2 separate regions of the Mus musculus genome follow, and region 2 is linked to region 1. Evidence: chromatin loops called from intact Hi-C (ENCODE). Cell type or tissue: heart. All regions are shown on one strand. Links, peaks and the distances in the headings refer to the core of each region. The heading gives the core; the rest is flanking DNA. Region 1 overlaps Lipc (lipase, hepatic). Region 2 overlaps Lipc (lipase, hepatic).

Region 1 (2,913 bases), core at 227-2,726:
TACTTTTCTCTCCTAACCATCTCTCTCACACAGAGAGCGCTTTTGCTAGCTTCCCTCTAGATCTTACTGGGCCTTGAAGTACTCTGTCCTTGCTGTAATGTCACTGTGTGTGGCAGAAATCTGCGTGCCTTTTGTTTTTTCTGTCTCCTGTCAGTTTACTTCAGAGACACAGTTATCAGAGCTTCAGAGGGCAGAAACATTAGCCCTTCCTTGCAGAGTCAAAGGAGCTGGATTTGGGCTCAAGGTAAAGGTATCTTTGCTTTGTCAACAAAATGCCTGCGCTGAGGGTGGTAGAAGCCAATCAGGAGCCACATGAAACCTTCGCTGTCCTCAATGGCTGGATCCTTCTAGTGGAACTGCCCCCTCTCCCTCCACCCATGGTTCTTGGTCTCCTGCTTCAGCCTCTGACAATTCCAGCAGACACAGGCTCACTTGCTGTATCTGCATTTCAGCTTGTCTTATGGAGAAGCAACCTGTGAGGGCTGACCAGTCACTAATAAAAACCAGCAAGTTCTTTTACCAGATTGACTTCAAACAAGACAAGACAAAGAATGCAAAACCTGGGGCTCAGGCGTAGAGAACATTCGCTCTCCAATCGTGAGGATCCCAGCTCCCACATAACAGGCTGGCTGTCCTTGCTAACAGCAGTAACCCCAGCTCCAGTGCAGGGAGGAGACAAGAGGATAACTCGGCTGGCTGGCTTCCAGATTGGCAGGAAAACTTCAAGTGTCTGGTTCAGGGAGAGACTCTGCCTCGAAGGAATGGGGGGAACTGACTCTTAACTCTCTTTTGACCTCCATGTATACGTATCTGCATACATAGATGGGCGCACATAGGTGAATACACACACACACACACACACACACACACACACACACACACACACACAAGTAAATAAATCTATCTTTTAAAAAGACTTTAAATTGGAACAAAAAGACTGTAAAATCCCTGTAACCTGCCTGGAAAGTTGAAGTGAATGGGCTTGACCTTCACGGTTGAGGACAGTCAGGCCTTTTGATCTTGTTGGAGCTGTTAGGTCTGTTAGACTTCGAGTAAGGTCAAGGAATCTAGGGTAGAGTCTGGTCTTTGTCTCTTAGCAGCTGTGTGGCCTTGGACAAACCACTCGACCCTACAGGTTCCCTTTCCTTCTCCTTGTCCTTGAAAGGCTAGCATGAGATAATGGCATGTAGCCACTACACAGGAAACGTTAGCCAAAACTGTAGCTGGACCAGCTGATGTGAAAAAACTATTATCTGGATATCTGGAACAGTCTCTTCCCCTCCCACCTCCCTGCTGCGTCTTCTGAGGCTGTCCTCAGACACTTCCCCTGGAGCGCTGTCTGTGGGTTGTCATTTTGTCTGCTCGCCTGGCTAATGGCACAGGAAGTGGGTGGGTAATGGGTCTCTCTGTTGTTCCACTGGCCTCCCCGTGAATCTAACTGTTTTGCTTTTCCTCACCGTGGGGGCTTCTCACACCCTCTAATGACTGTTTTTCTTTCAGAACTGGCATATTTTTAGATAAAGCATTTCCTGAAGCTCCTTTCTGGTTCCCTGGCACATCTTTGACTTCTCTTCCGTTTCCCCCTGCCTTTCTCTGGCTGTGAAATCACCCCAGCAGCATGAGTGCAGGAAACAGAAGCACAGGTCTCACACCTTCCTGGGTCTGAGCCAATCAGCCCTCAGGGGCCAGGCCTGATCAGGGTGGTCCATGAAGAAGATCCTTCTGTTTGCTCCCCTTTCTGCCTTCCTCAGTTGTCTAGCTCAGACAGAGAGGTAGTTTCAAAGTCACCTGAAACATGCACACTGTAGCCAAAACCACACTGAAAACTACGCCCTGGTACTCAAACATACCTGGGTTTGAATCATGGCTTCTCCAAGACAAAGCTTAATATTGACCATCCATTTGATAGGATGTAGAATCGCCTGGGAGACACACCTAGCAGACACGTCTTGAAGTGGGGAGACCCACCCTAAACGAGGGTAGCACCATCCCATGAGATGGGATTCTGGACTGAAAAACAGGAGTGCTGAGCACCATCGCTTATCCTTGGGGCTTCCTGACTGTGGATGCCACGTAACCATCTGCTTTCTACTCCTGCCTCCCTTACCTTCTAGTCATGAACTTGAACCCTCAGCTGGGAGCCACAGTAAACCCTTCCTCTCCTAAGCTGCTCTTCTCATATAGTTTGTCAAACGACAAGAAGAGTTACAATTACACCCATCGACTAGTAAGTAACTAAAAGGCTTTAAACCTCCGTTTCTTTCATTGTAAACCTCATAGGACTGTTGTAACAAGGACAGGAAATACATTAATAAGCTAAAAGGTAAATGCATTAAATGGAACAAACAAATAACAGAACCCTGTGTCTGGCACTCAACTGTCCTGATTTTTAGAATTTAAGTCATCGTAAGGATCTATTTATATTTTCAATGTATGGCTGTTGTACATCTCACCTCTAAGTTAGATGTCTTCAGTAAAGGACTAAAGGCTGGGGTGTGTGCTGAGTGGGGCCTTATCTTTAGGGTTCAAACTGCTCAAAAGCACTGTAGTAGCAAGCCAGGAAGCTTGACGTTTGCTGGGGAGTCTTGGCTCAGCCAGGCGTCCATGTTCTCGACCTCTCTGTTTTGGAAAGAGTTTTTGGGGAGAGCTTGCTCCTCCTCCTCCCGTTCCTGCTCCCCCCCAGGACCCCCCTTCTCACTGATCAGAATCTACTGGTCCCACTTTTCCTAGAGGGCAAGGCCACCTCCTCCACGGAGTCTTTCAAAGGTCTTTACTCTGGGCTTTAAGTGGACAAGGACTCTAGGAACAGTTCTGGAAGCCCCCCATTGCCTTCTCTGTCCATCTCCTTGGTGAATGGCAAATGAGGCAGCCCCAACAGCCCAGTCTGTCTCCCTGGGCCAGTAGGGGTGCCAT
Region 2 (2,913 bases), core at 257-2,756, 51 kb before region 1:
CACGTAGCTTTATTTTACACATTTCAATTACATTAAAAAATTTTGTCTTTATGAAGTCTTTTCTGATTCCAAACTGTCTCTGGAACTATCAATAGGGGTAATGTGGAATAAGGGTCTTTGCAGCTGTGTGGATTTGGGGCTGTGCTAAGTGACTTTAACATGGCTGCCTGCTGGCCAGAGAGAAGTTTTAAGAAGGAAGCTGCTTTAGGGGACCAATACCAGGCGGAGACTCTCAGACACAATGTCTTCAGTGCAAACTGCCCCAGTCTCTGCATTCCTTTATTTAGCATTTCTGGGTTTGGGAAGAAGTTCTGTCTATGGGCAGCTTTCTTTGTGCCCCTGTCCTGAAGAGCTTCTTGAAACCCTTGGTGTCCATGTGATGTTCCAGGATGACAGGAGACACATGGTCTGCTGTTCTGAACCCACTCCCCTTCTGCTGTGTTCTCTTCCCCTAGGCGTGATGGCTCAATATTTTCTGTGCAAATACATGCCATCTACTGAGGGTCTTTTGGTTAAAATCCATGGAATAAATAGGACGAGAGCCCTTGAAAGCCATGCCTTAGGTGGCCAGGAAATAATTGGTTAAACGGTCAAATGCAGTGGCTTGCAATGACTGGGTTTAGTGCCCATGCCCAAGAGCCTGTGCAAATCGTCTAGGGTCTGCTGTGGGAATGAGGAGGGGACACAGGAGTGAGAGGGCAGGTTCCCAAACTGCACACATGGTCAACCCAAGTGTTATTGACTTTGCATTCTAGTATTTTCTGCCAGAGAGTCTGCTTGTAGAAAGGCTTCCATGGCCAATATAGGTTCAAACGCACAACTCTACACACAGATACTCCCCTTAAATAAATAAAATATGATAAACCAAAGCAGGTGGAGTAAGATGACTCGGGTGCCTGCTCCCAAGCCTGATCCTGAATTTGATCCCTGGGACATCCATGGTGGAAGGAGAAAACAAACTCTTACAAGTTGTACCCTGACCCCCCCCCACCCCCCCACAAAAGCACTGTGTGGTACACGCATCATCCACCCCTGAAAAAAAAAAGTGAAACAAACAAAACCCACAGCCTGCCCTGAACAGGGATGTGCAAAGGTGAAACACACGTCTACCAACTCTGTTAGGGGATGCTGGAGCTAGAATCCATACTCCTGCTTGTTTGTTTCAGAATCAACCAGTTTCTAAAGAGAAGAATAAAAGAGATCAAGGGGCTAGCGACGGTGAAGACAGCATGAAGTCTATCTGCTCTGTGTCACTGAGGTGAGAGAGAGAGAGAGAGAGAGAGAACTTCAGATGTAAAGAAATGCATACTGGGAGCAAATGCTGCCGTGCCAAGAATAACTCAGGAGGAGACAGTGCAATCCCCCAGTCTCCAGTAAAATGAACTGTGTAATCAACACTGCTGTACTCTGTAAATATTCTATCCACTGATAAAGAACTCGGCAAATAGAGGTGGCGCCTGAGCACGGCTCCCAAAGCCAGAGAAAGTAGAGGAGAGAGAGGCTAATGGCTGTCAGGCCTGTCTCAGTGCCTGGGGCAACAGAGGAGCCTACGTTAAGACATCCTGTGCCTCACACAGACACTGTGTCCTGTGTCTGGCAGTGTCTGTGGTTCCTTTAAGTACAGCGCTATTTGTACTCACTGTGCACTTCCTGTCTGGACTGCCCTGGTCATCTAGCCTCTTAGAAAAATTCTGACTTAGCCAGAATCACCTGCAGGGCTGGAATCCACACCCACTTGGTTCCAGAGTCAACATTCATTTTTAAGGGGATAGAGCTTATTTATAGAAACATACAGGAAGGTATGACCATCCTAAATGTATAGCTCTGTGGATTTCTACCCATTCACAAGCCTCCTTCAGGATCGCGACAGAGGTCTCCATACCCAGAGGATGCCCTCAGTCGTCTCTAGCAATACCAGCACCCAAAACCACCACTTCCTCCTATCAATGGGAATGTGTTTCTTCTGTTCTTCAACTTTGTGTCAATAGAGTCACACAGTAGGTCTTTTGTGTCTGGCTGTTTTACCCAACACCTTGTGATGCTCATGTAAGATGTTGTATGTATACAGCCTGAACCTTGCCGCATTGGTGAGTCCTAGGCTGCCTTCCGGCACCAACACCTTCAGAGTGGCTAGGGTGGGGCGGTGGGTGCAGCAGTCATAGATGGAGCAGGCTGAGAGATGGGCTGAAAAGAGAGGGCTTTTTAGATCATGGCCTGGGCTTTACATTTCTTCCTTTCCTGCTGCTGAGTTCCCTGGGCCCAGACTGGTGGCAAAAAGACAAGTTCCTTTTCTGACTTTGTTCCTTTGTACAACAGAGCCAACCTCTTCACTGTGCTCTCTCAGATTCCTGGACAGCATTCTCTGGAATCAACCTTCCTATGCCTGGCAGTGAGGTTCCTTTAACGACTCACTTCCTGTCTGCTCTGCCCCATCATTAACCTCCAAATGAACTAGAATCATCTCCAGAACAGGAGCTCACACTCAAACCAGTTTCACCCAGATGGGGGCGTTTGTTTCTTCCTTACTATCCTGGTTGCTTTCATAGCATTATCTGAGGACTTAAAAATTAATATTATTATTTTGGAGACAGGGTTTTGAGTTTCTCAGTCTGGCTTCAAACTTGCTATATAGCAGAAGGTAACCATCAACTTCTAATCCTCCTGCATCTATCTACCTTAGAGTGTTGGATTACAGGTTTGCAAGAACACGCCCTATTTATACAGCGCTGGAGCTAGAGCCCAGTGCTTTGTTCATGCTAGGCAAGCACTCTACCCACTGAGCCACATGCCAGCTATTTCTGGAAGTACTTTTCAGTTGTTAAACACTTAGGGGTGGGGGCATGTGGAGTGCTATTTGCTTCTAGTGGGCAGAGGTCTGAGGTCATGCTAAGAACAGGCCTCCCCTTCCACTAA

The links. Hi-C counts contacts between places; a loop is a spot of excess contacts. Peaks named below come from ENCODE experiments on the same cell type or tissue, not always from the same donor. Only the 100,000 strongest peaks of a DNase experiment are listed, where the experiment ranks them.
Region 2: a loop joins it to region 1, with 3 times the contacts of the local background. A loop is called at or near these places in 4 of 42 quality-filtered maps.

Annotation. Positions count from the first base shown.
Region 1 is chr9:70,890,294-70,893,206 of GRCm38, forward strand. The region is part of intron 1 of Lipc (lipase, hepatic); the gene reads right to left. Among named protein-coding and RNA genes, the nearest start is that of Gm32017, 22 kb to the right of the region's middle. In heart, for the core only: no CTCF peak of the experiment used is centred there; a DNase peak (open chromatin) is centred at 1,348; H3K27ac peaks cover 1,823 bases.
Region 2 is chr9:70,839,603-70,842,515 of GRCm38, forward strand. The region is part of intron 1 of Lipc (lipase, hepatic); the gene reads right to left. Among named protein-coding and RNA genes, the nearest start is that of Gm32017, 73 kb to the right of the region's middle. In heart, for the core only: no CTCF peak of the experiment used is centred there; a DNase peak (open chromatin) is centred at 1,579; H3K4me3 peaks cover 504 bases; H3K27ac peaks cover 2,244 bases.